Regions from separate parts of the Mus musculus genome. Here regions 1 and 3 are each linked to region 2. A link is a loop called in an ENCODE intact Hi-C map of the cell type or tissue named here. Cell type or tissue: left cerebral cortex. All regions are shown on one strand.

The links. Hi-C counts contacts between places; a loop is a spot of excess contacts. Peaks named below come from ENCODE experiments on the same cell type or tissue, not always from the same donor. Only the 100,000 strongest peaks of a DNase experiment are listed, where the experiment ranks them.
Region 1: a loop joins it to region 2, with 2.7 times the contacts of the local background. A loop is called at or near these places in 5 of 42 quality-filtered maps.
Region 3: it touches region 2 in a loop (2.4-fold over the local background); 5 of 42 quality-filtered maps call a loop at or near these places.

Annotation. Positions count from the first base shown.
Region 1 is chr2:153,560,275-153,568,274 of GRCm38, forward strand. No RefSeq gene overlaps it. Among named protein-coding and RNA genes, the nearest start is that of Nol4l, 34 kb to the left of the region's middle. In left cerebral cortex, a CTCF peak has its summit at 4,274 (motif pointing left); DNase peaks (open chromatin) are centred at 797 and 1,011; H3K4me3 peaks cover 663 bases; H3K27ac peaks cover 420 bases.
Region 2 is chr2:153,474,397-153,482,396 of GRCm38, forward strand. Nol4l (nucleolar protein 4-like) reads right to left here. Exons shown (of 11, transcript NM_001134300.2): 3 at 3,475-3,586. Among named protein-coding and RNA genes, the nearest start is that of Nol4l, 52 kb to the right of the region's middle. In left cerebral cortex, a CTCF peak has its summit at 4,358; DNase peaks (open chromatin) are centred at 1,432, 4,376, 4,636, 5,804 and 2 more places; H3K27ac peaks cover 3,364 bases.
Region 3 is chr2:153,521,805-153,529,804 of GRCm38, forward strand. Nol4l (nucleolar protein 4-like) reads right to left here. Exons shown (of 11, transcript NM_001134300.2): 1 at 7,638-8,000. The coding sequence starts at 7,958. Among named protein-coding and RNA genes, the nearest start is that of Nol4l, 4.2 kb to the right of the region's middle. In left cerebral cortex, no CTCF peak of the experiment used is centred here; DNase peaks (open chromatin) are centred at 1,256, 2,057, 4,367, 4,607 and 5 more places; H3K4me3 peaks cover 2,301 bases; H3K27ac peaks cover 2,713 bases.

The DNA of each region.
Region 1 (8,000 bases), 86 kb after region 2:
TACAGCTTCCACAAGAGGGAAGAAGGAAGGCTGGACCTCCTACAATAGGATGGGTAAGGTGATTTGGTGGTCTCAAGGCCCCTCCCCTCACAGGCGAAACAAAAACAAAAACAGAAAAACAAACAGAGCCAATCCTGCTAAAGGCAGTGGCAGCGTGGTGCCTCTTTGAGAGGACCTGGGTGACTGAGCCATAAACATCGTTCCTAAGGGAGCTCCAGCAACCACAGCGTGTAGCACTCCTGGAGAGGGTTGGCATTGTTGGTAGTTAGATTTGGTGTCCTGGGTCTGTGGCTAGCAGCTGAAGAGAGGGACATGCACGGGCCCAGTTGAGCCCTAAGTACTGGAAGTCTGGGCACACCCGCCCGCCCCCATACCTGCTATCACCGTCCCACCTGGCAAGGGGAATGGTGCTTCCCCTGAGACTCCCCTGGGCTGTGCCAGCCTCCTGGTGCTGACAAAGCCTCCTCCCCTGCCCCCAGAGACGAATGAGCCTGTGAGAGTGCCAACAGAGGGAGCTGGGGGCTGTGCCTAGGGCTCATGCCACCCGCCCCGACCTTCCCAAGGCGCCCATGTCTCCCCCTGCCCCTTGGCCGCGGCTGGGGCGCCAGCCCCGTTGCTATGGCTGCCGCTCTGAGGAAGCTGCAGCTGGGTAATTATTGCGAACATCCATCCTGCCTCCTGCCCGCCCCAGAGCTGGGTAGCTAGCTGGTGGCCAAGGCTAGGACAGCCCCTCCTGGGCTCCCCACTGGCCACACCCAGCTAGCCTGGCTAGGTGCCCACTGAAGAGGAAAGGAGGGAAGACAAGCCGACAGAACAGGAACCGACCGAAGGAGCCCCCAAACTCCTGCCCTCAGCCTAGCCCAGCCTCAGAGCTGACCAACCAGACTGGCTCTTATTTTTCCAGCTGCATATGAAGCCAGCCTGAAAGCCTCCAGGGGCGAAGGGAAGCTGTCCCTGCCTTTCCTGGGTAGGGGAGCCTGTGGGAGTGTAATGACTCTGGCCTCTCACACAGCGACTGTCCCACTGCACGAGGAGTCCCCTGGGGCCCCACTGCAGGGCTCTGCCACCTCCTCCGCCCCAGAAGCTCGCCCTGGCCCTGGTGTCTAAATATAGCTCAGTCTGGCTGTGCTTGAAGTCACACAGACTCCTAACTGCCCTGGGTGGCCATGTGGAGGGTAGTGAGGGATATCCATTCAGCTACCCCAGACCCATCTCAGGAGCGCAGAGGGCGCCAGGCACCCAGCTGGGCTTGGTGCACATGGGAAGCTGGGGGGTGGGGGCTCTTGCCTTTCACACAATCCCCTCCAGTCCTGCACAGATATGATTAAGAAATTCCCTCTTAAAGAGAAGGGGAGGTCTCCTCACCCAGTCTGGGGACAGCAGGAAAGGGGGAGGGGGAGCAGTGCCGCAGAAGGCTTGCCAGAAGCAAAAGGACAGGTCAGAGTAGAGGGAAGGACAGAATGGCCTAAGGGAAGAGACCCTGGGATGGTTTCCTGTGATAAGAGCGTGGGGTGTACCACAGCGGCACAAGGCTCTGGGACAGTAGCTGGGACAGAAGGCTGCAGAGCACAAGGACACTGCTTTTCTTCCCCTTGGCCTCACTGTGCTCTGCACCGCTGACCTTGGAGGGTGCTTGGCAGAGGAGGTGTGCCCGGATCCTAGTATCTAGGAGTTCCTGAGACAGGAGCAGTCCCAGGGGAAGTAGGGCAGGTGGCAGGGCAGGGTAGTGGGTCATAGAGAAAGAAGAAGAAGAAGAAGAAGAAGAAGAAGAAGAAGAAGAAGAAGAAGAAGAAGAAGAAGAAGAGGAGGAGGAGGAGGAGGAGGAGGAGGAGGAGGAGGAGGAGGAGGAGGAGGAGGAAGAGGAGGAGGAGGAGGAGGAGGAAACAGGACGTAGGGGCGAGAGGCTGCGTGCCCTCCCATCCCCCTCCGCGGTCACAATGCCACCTAGTTTTGTGTCAACTTGACCCAAGCTAGAGTCGTTTGGGAAGAGGGAACCTCAGTGGAGGAAATGCTGCCACCAGATCGCCTTGTGGGACATTTTCTTGAAGATGATTGTGCGAGGGAGCCTGCTTTATTGTGAGTAGTGCTACACCCAGGCAGGTGGCCCTGGGTTAAAAGAAAGCAGGCTGAGTGAGCCTGAGGAGTAAGCCATTAAGCAGCACTCCTCCGTGGCTTCTGCTCCAGTCCTGGCCTCCAGTTTCCACCCTAACTTCCTGCCCTGACTTCCCTCAATGATGGACTATAATCTGTGAGGCAACACAAACCCTCTCCTCCGCACGTTGCTTCTAGTCATGTGTTTCACAGCAAAACAAAAACCCTAACTAAGACAGTCCAGGGCCCCTCAGGGGGACATCTGCTGAAGGAGAGCTCAGGCTGGTGCACAGACAAACCTAGGGCAACTGTCCATTCAGTGGCGAAAATGGCTAGGGCCCCAGTCTTTGTCATAGGGGCATCTCAGTTTTGATGTTCTTTAGGTGTCTGTCACACTTGCAGTCACAGCAATCAATCTCCCCCAATGACTTTCCCATTCCACAGCTCAGGCTGCCTTCCACTAGCTGGACACTGGGACAGAAGGAGGGAAGTGTCACTCCCAGACTGGGAAACTGAGGCTTGTTGAGGTGAAGAGATTTATCCAGAAGAGGAGAGAGGAGAGGGATGGGCGTCAAGCGCCCATCACTGGGGTAGCAAAAGAGGAGAACATAAAACTCAAAACTCAGGCTGGAGAGATGGCTCAGTGGTTAAGAGCACTGACTGCTCTTCCAAAGGTTCTGAGTTCAAATCCCAGCAACCACATGGTGGCTCACAACCATCCGTAATGAGATCTGATGCCCTCTTCTGGAGTGTCTGAAGACAGCTACAGTGTACTTACAAATAATAAATAAAATAAGTCTTTAAAAAAACCAAAAAACTCAAAACTCAAAATCGGGCCCCACACCCTTTAGCACTATGCCAACTGGGAATACAAGCCAGAGGGCAGGCACGGAGGAAACAGACAAGGCCCTTGGGAATTGTCAAGTCAGATCGCCAGTTCTTCTATCTTATAGATCAGAAGCTAAGGCTATGGCCAGCCCTAGACCCAAAGCAGGCTGCTGTTTCTCAGCTTCTGGATAGCAGACACTGGGTGGTGGAGTCCTGCTGACCCTGGCTAAGGTCAGCTAGCCATCTAGTATAAGGTCTATTGAGTGTGCGCAGGAAGAGCGGGTACCAGTGCAGGAGAACCCTGAGCTGACTGCAGCTACAGAGACCTGGAGCTTGAGTTACGGCCACCTGAGTGAAGCAGGGCATACCACAAGTCAGCACCAGTCATTTGTAGGGTTCGCATTCATCCAGGTGTCAATGAGGCTGAGCGTCAGGCAGCAAAATAGAAGAGGTGGGCAGAACAGGCACCAAAGAGTATCTGGCACCTGGTGTGGTGGTACACATCTTTAATCCTAGCCCTCTAAAGCAGACTCGGGGATCTTTCTGAGTTGAGGATAGCCTGGTCTACATAGTGGTCAGTTCTAGGACAGCTGGCCTACATGGTGAGACCCTGTCTCCAAAAAGCTGATGGAAGCTGGGGGTGATGATGCATGCTTTTAATTCCAGCATTCGAGGCCAGCCTAGTCTACACAGAAAATTCCAGGTATGCAGGACTGCACAAAGAAACCCTGACCTGCCCCCCCCCCCGGCCACTCCAAAATAATGGTATGTGGTGTGGTGTAGGGGGGTGTAGCTGGAGAAATTGCTCAGTGTTTGAAAGTACTTGCTGTTCAGAGGACCCAGATTCAGTTCCTAAGCACCCATACACATTAGGTAGCTCACAACCATCTGTAACTCCAGTTCCAAGGGATCTGGGCATGTATAAGTGTCTTACCTGTTTGCATGTGCTTCAGACACATACACATACCCAAGAAGCAAGTAACTAAATCCATTAATAAGCTACTTTAAAGATTTATTTGTTTATTTTATATATATGAATACACCATTGCTCTCTTCAGACACACCAGAAGAGGGCATTAGATCCCATTACAGATGCTCGTGAGCCACCATGTGGCTGCTGGGAATTGAACTCAGGACCGCTGGAAGAACAGTCAGTGCTCTTAACCACTGAGCCATTTCTTCAGCCCCATAAACTAATTTAAAAAGAGTGCCTGGGGCTGAAAAGATGGCTCAATAATCAAGAGCACTTGCGCTATTCTTGCAGAGGATCTGGGTTCCGTTCACAAGCACCCACTTACCAGCTAACAACTGAGATTAATTCCAGTTCCAAGGCATCTCACTCCCTCTTCTGGCCTCCATGGGCATTGCATGCCATGCATGCAGGTAAGACACTCATACACATAAAATAAACATAAATGAAATTAAAAAAACAAAACAAACAAACAAAAAACCCAGGGCCTGACATGCACTAAGGCCTTTAGACACACTAGCCAGAATGTTCCCACTACACAATTCTGGGGACAGAACTTGAATGTCACGCATGCTGAAACACCCACTCTATCACTAAGATAGCCTCAGCCCTAAGTTCCTTTATGGCTGTCTCTTATGGCTGTACTATTGTTTCTACATAGATACTGGGAAGCTGAGGCTCAATGCCTTAGTTTCTTTTCTGCTGCTGAGAGAAAACTCCCTGACAGGAAGTGTCTGTGGAAGGAAGGATTTATTGTAGCTCACTATTCGGAGGTAGGATCCATCACAGCAGGAAAGTCAAGGTGTCGGGAACTAACAGCTAACAAATCCCGTCCACGGTCCAAAGTGGAGAGGAAAGAAAGCACGTTTATGCTCATCTCTTCCCACGCTCATCTCATTTTCCACGCTCTTACCCCGTTCAGAACCCAAACCTAAAGGATGCTTTCTACTTTCAGGATGGGTCCTCTTTCATTAGTTAACCGGGATAGGGCCCTTCTGAAGCAGACATTCCCACTGGCCGGCCTGATCTAGACAATCCCTTATTAGACTCTCTTGCAGAGGAGGATAGATTGTGTTGAGTTGATAAAAACTAGCCTTTTTAATGTAACAGTGACCACTTTTAATCCCAGGAGGCAGAGGCAGGGAGATCTCCCGGAGGTTGAGACAGCCTGGGCTACATAGTGAAACTCTGTTTCAAAACAAAAACAAACAAGAAAGAAACAAACCAACCAACTAGTGAATGCCACAGCCTACCACTGACCTCTGTTCTCCACTGACCTCTGCTCTCTCGCACCCATAGCCTGTCACCATCACACCCAAGGCCCCCAGTGATCTTGCCTTTCTCCTCCCAGCCTGGAATCCCAGGCTCTTGTTCTCTGTCCAGCCCAGACTGTCTCAGGCATAGCTCCTGCAGCCTCAGCTGTCTCTGTCCACTGTCCACTAGCCAGGAGCACACTGGAGCCATGGGGACTCACTAGTCTTGGTCTTGAGTCCATGGAGCCCCAGTATAGTATCTTTGCCACTGACTGGATGGAAGTCAGTGTCCATGTCTTTAGTGATAACAGCTGAATTAGTGCTAGAGCTGCTCTTGCTGACCATAGATGACAGTAAGGATAGGCTCAGCCTTGAGCTACCCTGCGGTGCAGGCCTGGCCTCTAGTCATCCAGCTGTGCCACCACACAGAGACGTGGGCTTGGCTTCCACCATCAGGTGGTGACCACTAGCAAGACAGCTTTTGGGCAGGCTGTTCTTGCCAGTTGGAAGGACTGGAGCTGGTGATGTTCTACCACCTATTCTTATAGGGGGGGCTTTTCAGAGCCAAGTAGATATTCCTAGCACACATGAGAGTGCTTGTGGCCATAGGCCCTGTGGCTGTGGCTGTTTGGCTCTAAATCTTGTGAAGTTTGGTGGGAGCCAAGCCTGGTGTAGATATCACTGTGTGGCAACAGAGCAGAATGTCACACTGTGCCAGCCAGGGTTGGTTCATAGCCGAGCCTCTTGTTCACACTGCCCCACAAGCTCATGCCACTCCTCATTGTGAACAGTGTGGCACCAGCCCTGGGCATGAACTGGCCAGCCCTGAGAGGTCCTTTGGCCTCCTTTGCTTTCTAGGTCCCAAGCTCTCCCTTCTTTGCGCCCCCCTCCTTGCCATCTCAGCCTTTGTGGGAATTCAGGTACCCAGGACACTGAAACACTGAAGACTCCTAGCGGGGCAAGCCATCCCCAGCTCCATTCTTTGTGAAGGAACCCCAAACAAATGCCATTTACTTGAAGAGATGTGAAGTAGAGGGTTTCTTCCCTTTGCCCCTGAAATCTTCCCGGGTGGAGGTCTGAACTCCTTACCAACCAGGGATGCAAGCCAAGATGACTGGCAGGTTACCTGACCTTTGAAGGTCGAGCCAGGGGGAGCGGTGAGATGGGTCATGGGCTAAAAGAACTGACTGCTCATCCAGAAGACCCAGGTTTGATCTCAGCACCCACTTGATAGCTCACAGCCATCTGTAACTCCAGTTCCAGGGGATCTAGAACCCTCTCTGACTTCTCGGCACACATGGGATGTGCCTATGTACATGCAGGCAAAACGCCCACGCACATACAAAATAAAATTACAAAAACATTTTTAAAATCAACCCAGACCCAGGAATAGTGACTTTTAAATTCCAGATCTAGAGACAGAGGCAAACAGATCACTGAGAATTTGAGGCTAGCCTGGTCTACATAGTGAGTCCCTGGCCAGCCAAAGCTACAAAGTGAGAACCTACCTCAAACAAACAGACAAACAAACAACGAAAAGTCAACCCAGGGCCCTGAGGTGGCTCAGCAGGTAAAGTTGCTTGCAACCAAGCCTGACAACCTGAGCTTAGTCCTCAAGACCCACACAGTAGGAGAGGATCAACTCCTACAAGTTGTCCTCTGACCCCCACCTACATGCACACACACACATATGTATGTATGTATGTATGTATGTATATATGTATGTATATGTATGTGTGTGTGTATATTTATACACACATATACATATATACTGGTCCATGTCTTGTAGTCCAAGTTATTAGGAAAGCTGAGGCAGGAGAACCACTCGATTCGAGGAGTGGATGGGATAGGGTGGATGTCAGATTTCATAGAGGGCAATTTGTTTTGAGTACCTATGCATTTCAAGAAGCCAGAGGTTTAGTGAGCCTGTCCTTGAGAAACTCCTTCAGCTTGCAGGGAGACTGCCAGGTTGCTTGCAGAAGCTAAACAGCGGGGATGAAAGAACTGTTCGCTGACCACAGACAGACTGGACAGCCTTGGGGGTGCAGCACAGTGGTAGAGCCCTTGCCCAGGGTAAACAGAGGCCTGGGTTCTGTCCCCAGCATTACAAGGCTATGCACAGAAGAATGAAGGACCAGCTGATGTTATGGAGTTGGACACAGGCTCTGTATAGTGACAGGCACCTACCAGCTACTTGGGAAGCTGAGGCAGGAGGATTACTTGAGCCTAGGAATCTGAGACCAGCCTGAACTGCAACATCCAAGACACTTGCCTCAAAGGAAGAGGAGGGGGAGAAAGAGGAGGAGGAGGACAAGGAGAAAGAAGAGGACTCCTCAGCTACTGCAAAGGAGGTAGCTGCGTATGTAATGACACACAAAAAAAATGTCCATGAGGTGTTCAGTGAAAACTAAGGCATCTTTCATCTAGTATGGACGCTAGAGTTTCCATGAGAAGTAGACCTAAACAGATGTGTACTTAATACCAGGACTTGGACTTGGCCAGGCATAGCACTGAGGGCTGTGTTCCCACCACAGGAAAATGTTTTCGTGTCTCACCAACTAACAAGTTTGAGGGAACAGAGCTCAGAAAATTGGGTGAAGTTGATTCTCTTTATCAGCTGTGTTTTATTAATGTTTGAGATTTTTACAATGAGAATCCTTTCCTGAAATATATACGAGGCCCCAAAACTTTGAAAGCAAAGAGCCTGGCCCTCCTCACTGGGAGCTTGAGGCAGGACGAGGTCTGATAAGACCTGGGGGACAGCGTCTTTATGAGCCAGGCAGGCTTGAGTGTCTCAGGCTTTACTAGTAGGATCCTCTTCCTCAATCAGCTGTGGCTTCCGCTCCCCAAAGCCAGAG
Region 2 (8,000 bases):
GACGGGCACGCTCCAGAGGGCCTGCACAGAACGGGTGTCTTTTCCGTATCGGAATCTCTCCTCACTCACATTTACTGCTCACTGCATGAAGGGGAAGAAGAGGCTGTGAGACAAGGAGGGTGAGCAGGGGGGAATGGGCTGTATGGGAGTCCATTAGAGCCAAGAGGGCTTTGGAGTAGTTCAAGAAAGCTTTTCTAAGAGTACAAAGGATTTCTCAGGCAAGAAAACAGCACTTCCTAAGGTCTCCATACAGACCCACAGACCCAGGAAATGGGTGCAGACAGGACACCACCACACAGAAAGGCTATGCATCTCCCACTGTCAGTCAGTGAGTCTGTTAACAGGGAGACTAAAGGCCAGCCAACAAGGCAAGACAGAAGAAGCCAGCAATGGACAGTAATGTGTCTGGAAAGCACAGGAAGGAGGGCTCCACAAGCTTGGTCCTGGGAACTGCTCACTAGTCTGACTTGATGGTTTAACTGTTCCAGAGGAGCACAAGCACAACCTGTGTGTCTGTGGCTCACAGTTTGCGGCTCACAGTTTGCAACCATATCATAGTGTGTTGTCACAGAGAGAAGGCAGGAATGTACCCTCAGAGCTTCCTCTGCCCAGGAAGTCAGGCTGGTCTGAGCATCAGTTCCCACTGGAATTGGTAGGAGAGGTTGTGGTGTAGAGGCCCTGGAATCCAAGGACTGTCTTCCAGACTCGCTGCAGCTTGCTCTGTTTATGTTCCTTGTATAGAGTGGGGAGTTGGGGGCTGCTGGGCCTCACACTCTGCTGGGGACAAGCTGCTCACTGGGGCCACTCTGCTTCCTCCTTTTCTTTCCAGCATGAGGCCAGGAAGCAAGGCAGTCTCCCAGCAGCCCCAGAGGAGACTCCATCCTGTCCCCTCTCCCCCTCCCTCCCTACCTTCCTGGGACAGGAATAACAGGCCCTCTGGCCACAGGGAAGAAAGGGCTAGCAGGCAGTGGTGCAGCCCAAGGAAGCACTATGGGTAGAATTTGACCTTGGGCTCCTGCCAAGGACAAAGCTGACAAGGATTTGGGGGCTGATGCCTCAGACCATGGAGCAGGCAGGCGTTCTCTATGACAATCTAGAAGCCAATCTTTCCCTTTTAAATCTAGCATGTGGATGGGCCCCGGCTAGTGTGCTCAGGGTGGGGGTTGGGCACTTCTGACTTTACCTTTGCAACCTCTGGCTCAGAGTCTAGGGAAAAGGGGAAGCTATCTGGGCCTGAGCATCATAACCTAACAATGGGCCCATGTTCCCAAGGTATCCACAGAGCTCCAGGGCCCTGCACAATGGGCTCCTTTTCTATATCTGCATCACACAGCCCTGTGAGGAAGACATTCTTCCCACTCTGCTGAGAAAGGCGGTTCTGCTTCCCTCTCTTGGGAGTTGGAGAGGGAAACTGGGTGAGTGATTTCACCCAGCACCTCTTCAGGTCTTGGTTTCCTTGGCTGTATGCCAGGACTGACAGCTCATAGCGATTATGAGCAGGGGATTCTCAGAGAGGTTCCCTAGCCTGCTGTGGGATACACAGGTCCCCCTGGCCTGGGGCCCACTTTTCCATGGGTTGTGCTCTGATTTCCTCTCTGCAGTGGGAAGGTCAGCTGCCTGGGACTGAGGATAGGCAGGCACCTGTCCTCTTTCCTGTCAAGATAAGCACCAGGAGAGAGGCTCAAAACAGTCCTCAGGCTGGTTTATATTCTATTCAGTTCTGGGTTGTGAGCAACACCCTCCCCCCTTCTCCTCCTTTCTTGAGCTGAGGATGGGAAGGACCCTCCTAAGGTGGAGGCAGCCAGTGGAGAGAGGAAGCGCAATGCAGTTAGGCTGCCTGCACATAAGTCCCCAACCTGAGGACTTTGCAGCCTTTGGGGAGGAACACCTTCCCCACCATAGGAAACAGCAGGAAAGCCAGAAGGCTATAGTCCCCCAGAGCAGTCTTGCCTCTTCAGGCAGCAGTTTTGTTGTGCCTGACTCCTCCGGTTGCAATGGAAACAATTAGGGCAGAAATAGGAGGGGACCAGCATACTTAGGTGGGCAGGATCCAGGCAGCCAGCACCAGGGTCCAGACTTGCAGTTTGGGGCATAAGCAGAGAAAAGGGCCCCCAGGCCCATTTGCAGGCCAAGGATTATCTTGGCCTTGGGGCCAGGCCACGAGTAACAGTGACAAGCATCCCTTAGGGTCACTCTCCCATATTAGAGCCCTGGGCTAAGCTCAGGGATGACCTCTCAAGCCTTATCAGTCCTTGGAGTAGGGACCCTACTTACTCCGTGCACAGAGCTGAGACCCACACTCATACAGCCAAGCCTAGGAGCCTACTCTCAACAACAGAATCAGCATTAGCTCTGGACCTTCACACCTTGGAAGCTGTCTTACTACCTGCTAGGCAGCTACTGCTTAGAGGCTCCCAGGCAGCAAAGCCTCTCGATCTGGTGAATCAGCTGCTGTCATCAGCTGCTCAGGTGCTTGTTGCCTGTGTCCCTGTCACCGGGCTGTCACAGCATAGTCCACTTGTTCTCCCCAGGTGGGTGCCTGCCCTTAGAGGTCTACCTGAATAAGTGGCTTCCTGTCCACTCCTACTTTGTCCTCATGGTCAGACAACTGCCCCTACCCCTTTTGTCCTGTTGTGGCTCATAATTTGCAGGCCTGAAGCCAGGGGAGGCACAGTATGTCATGGGAAGGCCCAGAACCTTGATTAGTGTACCTCCCCAAGCCACAACACACTAAGCCACCCATGCCACCCATGATAACTATGGTCAAATGTTCTGGTCCGTGTTACAGTCAAAGCCAGCTGCAGGCAGACAAACTGATGGGCTGTGTAGGAAGATGTGGGAGGGGAACCCTTGATGGTCTCACTGGGCTGAACAGAGCAAAGGGCAGCTTCAGCTAATCACAAGTGGTCTGTCCATCTTCAGTACTAATCAGGCCTCACTGATCTGATGGGAGGTCACATGAGGCAGACCTTAGTGAGCATGCACCACTGGCAGGAGTTAAGGGCCAAAGGGTAAGAAGAACATGCCTCATGGGGTGTGTGTCTGTCTTCAGAGACCCAGATCCATGTGTACATGAGTGGACAACCAGCCCCAGGGGCAAGGTCAAGTGGCTAGGATGGAAGAACCCAGAGAACAGGAAGTTTGGCCACTTAGAATTAGGTGAGAGGAGAGGGGCTAGCCTAAGCCTTGAAGGGCAAGATGATGGGTTGTTGGTTCTAAGAGAAGCTTAACATTTACAAAACCAATAAAGAAGCACTGTGGTGGTACATACATAGTCTCAGCACTCGAGACACTACAGCAGGAGGATTGACAGCTTGGAGCCAGCCTGGGCTATATGGTGAGACTCTGTCTCAAAAATAAGTAAGCAAGCAAGTAATTAATAATTAGAAAGTTAAACAAATCCAAACAAGGCTCCTGAGGCAGTGCCACCACCCACATGGCCTCTGGAGGACCTGTCCGCTGCGTGGCCCCCACCTTTGGGCTCCGGGCCGCTGGAGTTAAAGTGCATCCTCTTCTGGCATTCCGTGCAGCTCATGAGGAACCGAGTCACAGCCTCTCTGGGGAGGAAGGCGTAGGTCTCCGCGATCTGCCAGAAAACAGTTTGCACATCATGTGCCATCTTGAAGGCAACTTAGTCGCCAACAACATTGAGGGGCCAATGGCCTCTCTTCCTTTCTGTAAAATGAGCCACTTGTTTTTAAAACTTGAATAAAGGGGATTAAAAAATGAAAATTAAAAGCATTTAAACATGATCTAGTTTTAAACCTCTAATAAACAATATTCTTATCAGAACATTTTATGGCTGCCACTAAAAGGTGAGCTTGTGAACACTGCTCTAGAATACAACAACCTCTCCTCTTAGAGATGTATAAGCTAAGACCCACTTGTAAATTCACTGGCCTAGTAGCAAAGTCCAGTGTTCCACCACTGATGTCCTGGGCTAACCCACAGGCCAAGGACCTTTTTAGGCAGAGCTATAGAACGCTGGTTCAGGGCATCCAACTTTCCACATGTTCCTCCTGTAACTAAGGATTCTGTTGAGGCCCATGGCTCTTGAGAGGTAAGACTGCAGGTCACAGCACCCCACACTGAGGGAGGAGAGCTGGCAGGAGACAGGGAAGTAGAGATGGAATGGAAAGGATATGAAAAGGCTGGGTAGGAAGCAGGGAAGGGTGGGTGTGAGCCTGCAACGCTAGTAAGGGGGTCAGCATTACTCTAGGTTTTGGGAAGCTCTGATTCTGGTTTGGCTGTCCAAGGGGTCCAAAGTGTCCTATTTATGCCGCCTTTCCTCTGCCAGAGGCAGCCTGACAGCTGATTTTCCCGTGCTCTGCCTAGAAGCCAGTTCTCCCACTCCTCTCCACTAAGGGGCAGTATCACCCAAGCGTTCCCACCCTTAGCACAGCCCAGTGGAAAAGTTGACTGAGGGCTTTAGGGCCTCTCTGGACTCTACTGGGCCCTGCTCCTCCCATGGCCAGTACACAGTCTGCTTCTACAGGGACTAGAGACAGGATTCATGGACACCCTCAATCTCAGCTGGTAGAGGCAGCCCTCTAAGGAACAGCCTTCAAGGCTCCAGCCCAGCCACTGGCCTGCTTCACGTCCTAGAGAATTCTACTGCTGCCAGCTGCAAACTAGAGTTAATTTTGGTGGCACAGTTGTTACTTCTCAGCTGACTTGATGCTCTGCAGAGCAGGCAGTCTCTTTGATGAGTTATCTCCCTTCTAAATTCCCTGTCTGATTGCCTTGCTCTGGAGGTCAAGGACAAGGGCGAACCCTGTGTCTCTGGCTGGGAGAGCCACGGTGGAGGAAGAAGACCAGGTTGGCCCACGTTAGAGATGAGCACTAGAGCGTGGAGGGCTTTCTGCTAGGTAAGCATGCATCTTCATCCTAGCCTAGAGCTCTAGGAGTCCTTTCAGAGGATGCCAAGTTGGGAATAGTGAGTCTGTTGCAGGCAGAGCCAGAGCTGGGGCTGACTGGCCAAATGATGGGGTCCCAGACTCCCCTGAGATATTATATTTATTATATAAAGTTGGGCCTCAGAAGAGCTGAGTGGTTATGGGGATGAGAGATGCAGTCGGCTAAAAGGAAAGTGAGGTTCATGCCAGAGGAATAAGGTTGCTTCCTCACCTGCACTGGAAAGGCACAGACTCAAGAACAGCTCCTGGTCAGGCTGCTCTGCTGAGGGCTGCACACAGGGTGAGCATAGCTATCTTGGCTTCCTGGCCTTCAGAGCGCACAGGAGTCTGTCTCCAGGGTGCAATGGTGACCACAAGATCTGATCTTGGTTTGGTCCCCAGCAGTGGGCCAGGGAGATATATCTTCTGGCTCTGAGTCTCATAGGAGAATGGGAGAGGTAAAAAGTCCTTGGAGCTGTCAGAGGGTGGGGCAGTGTCAGAGGAAGCTGGGAGTTAGTTCTGTACTACATAGGAACCCATATGGACAGCACACCCTCCCTCTTATATTTTCCACAGAATCTTTTGGTTCAACCTTTGGTTGGTCAGGACTAGAAATGGAACCTCTATTTCTGTGTGTGTACTTGGATGCCACAGGCCCATGGAACACGGGACACACACACACATAGACACACAAAGACACACATAGACACACACACACAATAAGACCAGAAAGGCAATCCTCACACGCTCACAAGATGCTCATATCAGGAGGATGGTGGCTTTCAGATGTTTCAGACCCTGTTCTAGAAATAGATGCATGTGTACAAAACAGAGTAAGTGGACTGCCCTCATGTTCCAGGAGGAGGTGCTTCAGGCTCCCTCCCTGTCCCAGGCAGGACCCTTCCCTCAGCTGTCCTGCACTGCCTGCTGTGCTGCTGCTCTCAGTCTCCTGAAACCATGTATGGATTTCCCTTTTCTATTTTTCCTAGTGTTAAAAACTGAGAGATTTCATAGGCAGGGAGAACAGAAGCTATTTGCAGAGTAGCTGACTTGCAAGGCCTGGTTTTCACTCCCCAACTCAGAAGCCAACAGGGGCTGAAAAGAGGGGCAGGGTGTGGGGGGATTTGTACCACTTTACAAGATCCTCCTTCTGCCCTGTGCTGGATTAGCACGTGGTGGGCCTGGAGCAGCTGCTGACCACATCTGGCCCCAACTCCAAAGTGGCCCGGGTGGCCAGATCCAGGCTCTGCAAGCTGAGCTGGCCGCTAGCATCCCTGGAGGGGAGGAAGAGGTAAAAGGGTTCTTCCAACCTAGATTGGCTGAGATGGGGGAAAGCCCTGGGGGGTGGGGAGTGGGGGCTCAGGGAACTGGGAGCAGCCTGGAACTTGACCAGTGAGACTCCTAGGATCTTTGGATACTCAAGTCTCCCTGATGGAGAGGCTATGGCAGGGTTCCCTGCTCAAAAAGCCACTCCTTCTGTATCACCTGATGGAAATGCCTTCTGCCCGGACTCTAAAAACTACAGGCTTTAAAAGCACATAACCGGGGCTGGTGAGATGGCTCAGTGGGTAAGAGCACCCGACTGCTCTTCCAAAGGTCCAGAGTTCAAATCCCAGCAACCACATGGTGGCTCACAACCATCCGTAACAAGATCTGACTCCCTCTTCTGGTGTGTCTGAAGACAGCTACAGTGTACTTACATATAATAATAAATAAAAAACCTTTAAAAAAAAAAAAAAAAAAAAAAGCACATAACCTTTCCTCTCTAATTCTTTGCTGAACAGTTGCTGGAAAGATCCTCTTCCCTAATGAAGAACTGGCCTCCTTTAGTGCCCCAAACAAGGCTACCCACTTCCCTACTGTCTCCCAACCTCAAAGGCACTTCAGGCCTGTAAGAATTCGAAAGTCCCTGTACCTTATAGACGAAAAGCAGACCCAGGATTCAGGTTTGGCTAAATACATGGTGACAGATCCAAAACCCACTCATCCGAGGGCTTGATGAAAGCCTGCAGTGCCGGGCTGTGCCTCTCTACAGCCATGCACAGGGTTTGCTTAGGGGCTTTTTCTAAAGGGGGGCTCATGTCTACCGAGCAAGGCTGAGGAGCTAGGCAGGGCAGAGGGAAGTGAAAGCAGATGAAACGGGGAGCACACAGCATCCAGCTACCATCTCTGCCCCAGAAACAGGAAGACAGTAGCCAGGAAAGGTGGCAGATGGGAGAGAGGGATGGGTGAGGAGGTATGGAGGGAAAGTGGAAACACCAGCTCCTTGTCCTCCAATTGCTGCAGGAGGGCCCTAGCCTGCTGAGCTCAGCCTTGGCCCTGTGCTGAAATTCCAGCTGTGTATGCAGCCCAGCCCGCTCCATGCCAGTCATGTGCCAGCTCCAGGCTGGGCAGGGCAATGGGGCACATGGCAGCATATGCACCAGAATCCAGAAAGTGCAAAGGCCTAGCTGTCTGCTTGGTCCAGGAGCACAAGAGCTGTCAAAACCAGCCCCACTCAGCTTCAGCCTCTAGTTCCTAAAGGCCACAGACCCCATTGAGGAGTACCTGTGGACAAGGCTTGCTGCTTGGCACAGAGGAGCCAGGGAAGTAACCAGATTCAGACGGCCAAGCCTACATGCCTGACAACAGCCAGTGGCTGGCTTGGCAGTTTGCCTCAGGAGACCTGTAGCAAGGAAGGATGGGTGCTGGTCAGCTACCTGGCTCTGAACTCCAGCTGAGCGACTTTAGACAGCTGTGGTTCTCACCTTAAAGTGGGGCTCATATGTCCCTGCTTTATGGCTGTAGCTTTTACATGGCTCAGACTTAGGAGGTGAAATTGGAAAGGGCTAATGGTAGAGCCGGGCACACATGGAAGTTCAGCACCACGGCAGGTTCAGCGATAAGCAAATGCAGTCTTCTCAATCCCAAGGAGACCCTAGTCCCAGACGGATGGTTCTCCCTTTTGTAGCCTCACTTAGAAAGACCCTCAGCCTGGCTTCCTTCCTCACAGGCACATACACTGACTAGCAGGAGGAATGGGAAGACAGGGTGGCCATGCTGTGCCCCTCAGCCTCTTTCCTCACTGCTCGGAGGCTCCCGGCAGAGGGAGAGGCAGATCCTAAA
Region 3 (8,000 bases), 47 kb after region 2:
GAGTGGAGGTGGGAGCCAGTAGTAAGCTGATGCCCCTCCAGGCTGGTCAGGGCTGGGGACGGGGAAGGAGGCACAGATGTGGTGGTGTGTGAGTTGCTGAAGACAGTACCAGGAGTTTTCAAATGAGACAAAGATAAGATGAAGAAGAAAAGGGTAAGGAGACAAAGATAAGATGAAGAGAAAAAACAAAAAGAAAAAAAAAACCACCACCAACAACAAAATCAAAACTAAACAAAACAAAAAAAACCCTTCCTAGATGTAATGTGGCTCAGAAAGACAGGGTACAGGAGCCAGATGTGACAGAGGGGCTGAGCAACAGGGGAGGAGAGGAGGGGGCACGACTTGGCTTTCACAACCAGATTTTTGCTCAGCTCTGGATTCTGCAGGACCACCAGTGGATTCCCTCTGTGCTGCCTCACTTTTCCTATCTGCATCAGAGGAGCCCCAGGTCCCCGGGGTTGGCCAAGAGAAGAGAAGACTGAGAGGTTGGTGACCTTGTCCTCCAGAGCCAAGCAGCTTCCCTCCAGCCTCCCAACCCCCTGAGGCTGCCCAGGCCAGGCCTGCAGCTGCAGCTGATCAGGACCAAGAGAAGGGGAAAGGGGAGGAGGGAGGGAGGGAGGGAGGGAGGATGGCATCTGCCTCCCTAGGCTGGGCCAGCAGGTGGAAGGGCTGATGGAGGTCTGGAAGCCTCAGAATGGCCCTCGGGCAAGGGCTCTGTAAGCCTGGGGTGGGCGGAGGCTGAGGACACTCTGCAGCTACCCTCCCACAGCTCAGACAGAGCCAGACAGAGCTCTGGCGCCTGAGCCCTGCTTGGGGGTTGGGGGGTGGGGGCGGGGACCCAGGAAGGGCTTCTGACCTCTCTAGTCCCAGGTTTCAGGGGGCACATTAATTAATTGGCACATGGTAGGGGCTTGGGTGACTGGGAGATCTTCTCAGACCCTGGCCTAATAGCTTAGTATGTGGTGGGTGGGGCACTCAACAGGACCTACCAGGTTGTGGTAAATCTCCCACATGGGAGCCTCCATCTTCCTTGCACCGAAGAGGGATACAAAGGAAGGGGCTTCACTCAGTTCCCGCCACGTTTGCCAGACTCCCGATGGCACAGCACAGAGATGCCTCCAACACAATCTCAAGGACCAAACCCTGGCAGCTGCCTACTGAGTGCCAGGGATGGGACGAGGCTGGATCTCCACCTCCACAGTCCTTTTGAGCATCCGTGACAGCTTTCATCACTGTCTCCATTTTCCAGATGAGAAGAGTAAGGCTCAGAGAGCTGAGGCAGAAGCTCACTTTCCCTACCACTTGCTGCCTGCCGCAGGCTCCATGTGCCTTGGGACGTGAACTTCACACCAGTCCCACAGGTGAGGATGGAACAGGGACGCAGCCCCTTGGCCCTGTGGCTGCAAAGCCTATGCCCCAGTCTCACCCAGTATCTAAGTGCGGTACTTACTCTAACAAGCCAGTGGCCACAACAGGCTGCAGCCTCGCTTCCTCCCACCCCTCTGCCTCCTTTGGCGCTCAGGGGCCAGGCCTGGTTTTCACACTAGCAGGGTGACCTTGAGCACATTCCTCAACCACCGTCCTCAAGGACAGCCGCCGCTTTCCCAGGTTGTCCAGGTCCTGTATCCTTTGCCTGATTTCCAGACAAGGAAACTGAGGATTGAAGACCCAGGCAGGGCACCTGGGAACCTGTAGGTACCACCGAGATCCTGTCCATGGGATCTAATCTACTCACGTCTAGTTCCTATTCACACCCTGTCCCAGAAGCCTCCATTCTGCCCTAGGAATTGGACTTTGAACCTGGGGGTGGGAGGGGGCTGTTAAGGCCTTATCCTCCAGTCACTCTCTTTTACTTCGAGTCAACTGGCCAACAGGGACACACCAGAGTCAGGATGGCCACTTGGGCTAGCCTGGCTATAATCACACACACACACACACACCACGAGCAGCATACCACCAGCCAGCCAGGGCTTTCCATCAGAACCTCACACACAGTCACACCATGGTCTGCCAGCGCAGCACCCCAGGTGCTCCCACATCTGCCAACACAGACGATCACAGCCGAAGACATCATAAGCATACTGCCTCCCTCCACCTGCATGCACCCGTACCCCGGCATACACACACACACTCCCGCCAGCATCCTCAGCCAACACGCTGATAGGCATACCCACGGAGCTGACGTGTGTATGTACACTGCGCACATATGTTCTAGCCCATGGTCCCACACTCATGTACAGTGTCATCAGTGGTATAATCTCTAAGATAAGAGCTGCCTCATTGAAGCCAAGGCTTGTCTGAAGCCGGCACCTTTTGTGCCCGAAAAGCCCTAGCCACAGGTCTCCACACTCCAACTGCTTCCAACCCACCCACCAGTGGCTCCCAGGAGCAGTTTCAAGGTCTGGCTTTCTGGACAGGAAGGTAGTGCCTCAGGTCACAAAGGAGAGGGCAGACTACTTAGTGGAGGAAGAAGAGTACACATTGTCCCCACCACAGAGGAGCAACCCAGAGCCAGAGAAGAAACCTCAGAAAGTCATGGCCTGGCACTCAGCATCCAAATGGCACTTAGCTCAAAAATGCCTCCCCTAGGTTCTAGGACCCTGTTACCCAAATTATGGATGCTTAATTAATAAAAAGGCTTCCTTCTGCCACTCCTGAGAAATCTAAATGGGGCCTGTACCAGACACCACTGTCAACTCTGTCCCCAAAGTCCCCGGAGACCCAGGGTAACAGAGACCTTTCTCCCCCAAGCTTTTCCCATTGTGTCCAGGAAAGCCCCAGACATCTTACATGGCACCAATCTACAGTACCAGACATCTTGACCAGAGGTATTCTTCTAAACAAATTCAGACTAAAATGTAAGGGCCTATCATGAAAGGCTTAGACATTTAAATTAAGTTAGGTAGCAGTATTCCTCAGAGTCAGAACAGAAATGTATATGTGTTAGTACCCAGTCCCAAGGCCCACCCACTCACTAGTATGGCCTAGGGAAATTTCCTAAGTTCCCTAAGCTTCAGTTTACGTCTCTGTCAGGTGATGATAATAGCAGTGTTGGCCTCTAAGCTGCTGTGAGATTTCCACAAGCTGAGGCAGCATCTCACTCAACACAGTGACAAGCACACAGTAGGCCTACTGAGAAACAGGTGCCACACGGGCTCTGGCCTTTAACCCCAGCACTAGACAGACATAATCAGACAGATCTCTGCAAGTTTGAAACCAACCTAGTCTATACAGAGTTCCAGTCTAGCCAGGGGCTACACAGTGAGACCATGTCTAAAAGAGGAAAAAAAAAAAGGAGGAGGAGGAGAAGGAAGAAGGAGGTAGGAGAGAGGGAGAGAGGGAAAGGGGGACGGGGAAGGGGGAGAGAGGGGGGCTAGGATGAAAAGGAAAGAACACTGAGGGAGGTAGGTATCCCACTGAAGGTCAAAGCCTGTTGTTACTCAGTGGAAGCCTGTTACAGTGTTACACTACAGCATTAGAGGCCCTTTCCCGCCCAGGCCAGTGGCCGCAGGTGCCAAAGGTTTACACAAAAGCTCTGGGGAGGAAGACTTCAGACTGTGAAAATGCTTTCCACTAAATGAACGTCATCTGCAAACTGGGAAAAGACCACCATTAGTCAATTTGGCCAGCGCAACACCTGGGGTCCAGCTCGCAGAAGCCTGGTGTTGACAGTGAAGTTGGGCAATCACCGAGGGGACCCTGGAGGAATAGGGCACTCATGGTGGGATCCAGAGCATGTGCTGGGCCCAGGAGAGGCCATGGTGGAACTCAGAGACCTGTGCCCCCGATCCTAACACTCCACCAATGGAGCTGCCTCTCCCTAGGGGCTTCAGCTTGTGTACTGGAAGTTGATGCTCTTGGGCTGAGACAATTTCTCTCCAAAGAACCTTGGGGCTCTCTTGACCTGGGAATTGGCAGCTGGCTCAGGGTCCTACCCCAGCCTAATCTGTGACCCTCCCAGGTCCCAAGGCCAGTCCCACTCAGAGGCCAGGTGAAAAGAAGAGGAGCGGGTCATGTGGCTGGAACAAAATCCGAGGGTCTTCCCTCCAAGGGGTTCACTTCCCCTGCTTTTGCCACCAATGTGGTCAAAGCCAGCCAAACACAAGAAAGAGTACCGCCTAACCAGGCTTTGCCCAGCCAGAGGCCCTGGCTAGCTCTTATCATAGAAAGATCTTATCCCCATGAGCACCAGTGAGGGACTCCGCCCTCTCTCAGTCTTCTGCCTGCACCTTCCACTTCCTGTGACAACCTGCACACTGAGACCAGCCTGCCTCCCCCAAGCTAGGCGGCCCTCCCGCGCCAAGCCCCACCCCCAAGTGGGCCCCAGCTGCAGGAGGCCCTGCTGAGTGTAATTCCCTGCGCCCTCCTCTCTGCCCTGGCCCGTCCGGACAGATTAAGCCTTTGTCACACACACACACCCAGAAAAGCTCAGGGCCAGATGGGACAGGACAAGTGTCAGATCATAGACCCGAAGCCCGAAGCTAGCCTGGAAGCTGGGAACCAGCCCTGACCACAGCTTCTCCTAGAACTGTAGGGGGAGGGGAGGGGACCTGAGGAGGTTAAGAAGGCACACAGGATGGTGACTCCTTGACTACGAAGCCATACTTGGGCTTATCTCTGGCTCCCCAATTCCCTGACATTTCCTGCCAGCCTTCCCTCTCTACATCACTTAGTTAGCTGTACCTGTCTTTCCCGCTAGTCAGGTGTCCCAGGAGAAGTTGCTCACCCACCCCAAACGCCCAGTGTAAACCTCAAAAGCCTGGGGACTACCCCCAAGGCCTGGAGACTCGGAATAAATGTCACAGACAAAGGTTTATGGCCCAATGACCTTCACAAAAACCTACAGAAGACAAAACTACAAAATCTCCACTGACACCAGAAGCAAGGGCAACTTCAACTCCATGTGCATGTCCGCACATGTGTGTGTGTGTGTGTGTGTGTGTGTGTGTGTGTGTGTGTGAGTAAAGGCTGAGAGATGACCTTTACATCTTTCAAAAAAGGTCCCATTCAGTCCCTCCTCGGAAGAGGCCGCGGCTGCCTCAGAATTCCCAGCAGGGTCTGCTTCTTAGACCAGCTAAAAGGAAAATGGACATGGAAAAATTATAACGGCACCCGAGGAAGAGACCTGGTGATGGGGCGGCAACGCTCTAGGCATCTCCAGTGGCTGGCTCTGGCTGGCTAGGCAAGTGGCAGGTAACTAACAGGTTCTCTGGGGACAGGCAGGCTAGGCAAGCCGGCATGGGGAACTGGAGGAACAGGCTGTCACAGGAGGGCATGCCTGTTGTGTTTGTCATCCCTCTGGCAGCCTGGGCAGGGAGGCCTGGGTCCCCGGTTCTCTGCCTCCCAGGCAGGTGGTCCCCTAGGGGAAGGTTTATTATTGGTCTTGGGGCCAGGGTGGAGGCTTGTCAGGTCCCTGCTGTAAAAGGCAAGCAAGGTAGACCGAGTGGGCTTCGGGAAAGATCTGAAGCTGCTAGCTAGCTCACCCAGGACCTGAGCCCAGGCCTAGCACCAGCTTCCGCAAGTGGATGGGAAGGGGTGTTCTGGCATTGGCAGCTGTGTGGAATAAAGGGATGGACAAACCATCTCATGATTCCCACACCCTAAGGAAGTGGGTGACCCACAGAAAGACAGCAAGCCAGGTGTGGGAGTTCCCCTGAACCCCAATAGTGGGTGGACTGGGGATCCTGCCTCAGTCTGAAAAGGAGTTGGGGAAAGACTCTAAGCTGCTGGGAAAGGTAGCCAGGAGAAAGATGAGGTGGGGACTGACCTGGAGAAGCCCTGAAGGCTTAAGGCAGGGATCTAGCTAACAGTCTGGTGGGTGGCTGCCCTAGGAAGAGCCACCTTGATTGGGGATGGGGGGGTGGACGGTCCTCGTGATGGGACGAACCAAGTGGAAGTCGCAAACTGGCAGGTGGGAAGGGGTGACAGCTCACCTGTCCTTAAGGGCAAATGGACAGTGATTTGGATGGGGGAGGATCCTTGATACATCGGAGCAGGGGACAATGACCCAGACTCCCTGGGTTTGAAGACGAGTGTCCATTTATTTGGGGTTCCGTAACCCACGCTGTAGGGACTCGGCCCACCCTCCCGCTCCGGGAAGCCGGCGGGCGCGCCCCTCGGCCCTGCCCCCTGTTACCCGGCCGGCCGGAGGCGGCAGCGGCGCAGATGGGCTGCTGGCGGCCGCAGCGGCAGCGGCGCGGTTATCAGCGCTCCTCGCAGATGGGCCGCCAGCCCTCTGCGCTCGCGGCTCCCACTCCCCGCGGCCTGCAGCCCCGTCCCCTGGGCGCGGGGGGGTGGGGGGAGGCGCCTCGGGCTCCACTCTGCCTCCTGCCTCCCTCCCTCGCGGTCCCCTCACCCCGCGGGCCCGGCCCGGGCGGCCGCCGGAGGGGGAGGGGACAAGTGCACTTTTCGTAACGACCGAATCAATTGTGTGTGAAGAGCCCGCTCCGGCCGGGGACAGGGCTGAGCGCGGGGCGGGCGCGCCGGACGGGGGAGGAGCGCGGAGGGGGGAGCGGGGGAACAGGGAGGAGGGAGGCCGGCGCGGGGCGGCCGGGCTCTAGTGCTCCGGCCGGGCGAGGCCAGGGAGGGGCGGCGGGGAGGAGAGCTAGGCTGGCCCGACCGGGCCGGGGACCGAACACACTACCCGAAGGTCTGGGCAACGGAAAGTTCAAAGCTCAGCAGCGCCCCGAGAGCAGCCGCCCCCCCCCAGCCCCCACCCTCTGCAGAACAATGAGGTCCCGGAGGGGGGAGCCGCGGGGCCCAAGCCTCACGCCCTCTCGGGGCGCCCCGAACCGAAGGGGATGCCCCCGCCCGGCCACTGGCCACCAGCCTCCTTTCCCGGGGCTGCGGTTACCCGCCCCCCTCCCCAGCGCCAACCGGGCCAGCCTGAGAGACGGGGGAGGGGAGGGGATGAATAGGTCATGCCGCCCCCGTCCCAGGGTGGGGGGAGCGCGGGGCCCGGGGGGCGGCGGGGACGCCCCACCCACCCTTGGGAGGCTGCTCCTGCGCCAGGCTGCGGCTCTGGCTGCCCCTCCCCGGGCCAGTGCCGGGTGGGGTCGGGGCGACAGTGCCAGGGCTAGCCCCCTCCCCTAGTGCGGGGAGGCCCAGTGGACTCCCCGTCCCGCCGCTGCCCCTGCCTCCCCACCCCCGCAGCACCACCCTACACACACACACATAGATACACGCGCGCGCGCACACACACACACACACACACACGCACACACACACCGCCCAGCCGGCCCGGGGGCGGGAGCGCGAGGCGCCCGGGACAGGCGGCCTCCGGGCGGGAGGGGGGGAGGCTGGAGCTCCGTAGCAGCCGCCTGCTGGCTGGGGGGAAAGGGGGAGGGGAGGGGACGAGAGGACAGAACACGCTGGGGTGAGCAGCCCGGGACAGCCCGCCCGTCACGGCCATGGCCCGATCAGCGGCGCAGAGGGGGCAGGGACGCCCCAAACCCCGAGCGCTGCCCGGGCGGGCCAGGGAGGGCTAGTGAGCAGGGACACGCACGCCCCGGGTGGGCTAGACACACGGACAACCCCAGAAACACACCATTCGGACACACATCCACACCCCCACCCCGCCCCCGCCCTCCCCAATCCCGGCCACGGGACTAGCCCGCGGCCGCCGCGCGCGCACTCACCGAGCCCGTCTTGACCGGCACATACACCACTTGGCCCATCTTGGGTTCCCGGCCGCTGCCCAGGCGGAAGCCCTTGGAGCGCACCCAGAACTGGAACTTGCCTTTCTCGCCCGCCGCCGGGCCGCTGCCCGCGCCGGTCCCGCCGCCACCCTGCAGGACCTCGGCGATCCGCTGGTATTTGCTGCGTGTCACTGTCTTGGTTTTAGCCGAGTCGCCGTAGGTGCGCAGGCACCAGTCCCGGAACTGGCGGCCCAGCTCCGAGTCCCCGGGGCTGCGCTCGCGCTCCCAGCCCCCGCGCAGCAGCAGCGTCGGCTTCGGCATCCTCCCGCCGCGCCCGGCGCCCTCGGGGGCGGGCCGGCCACC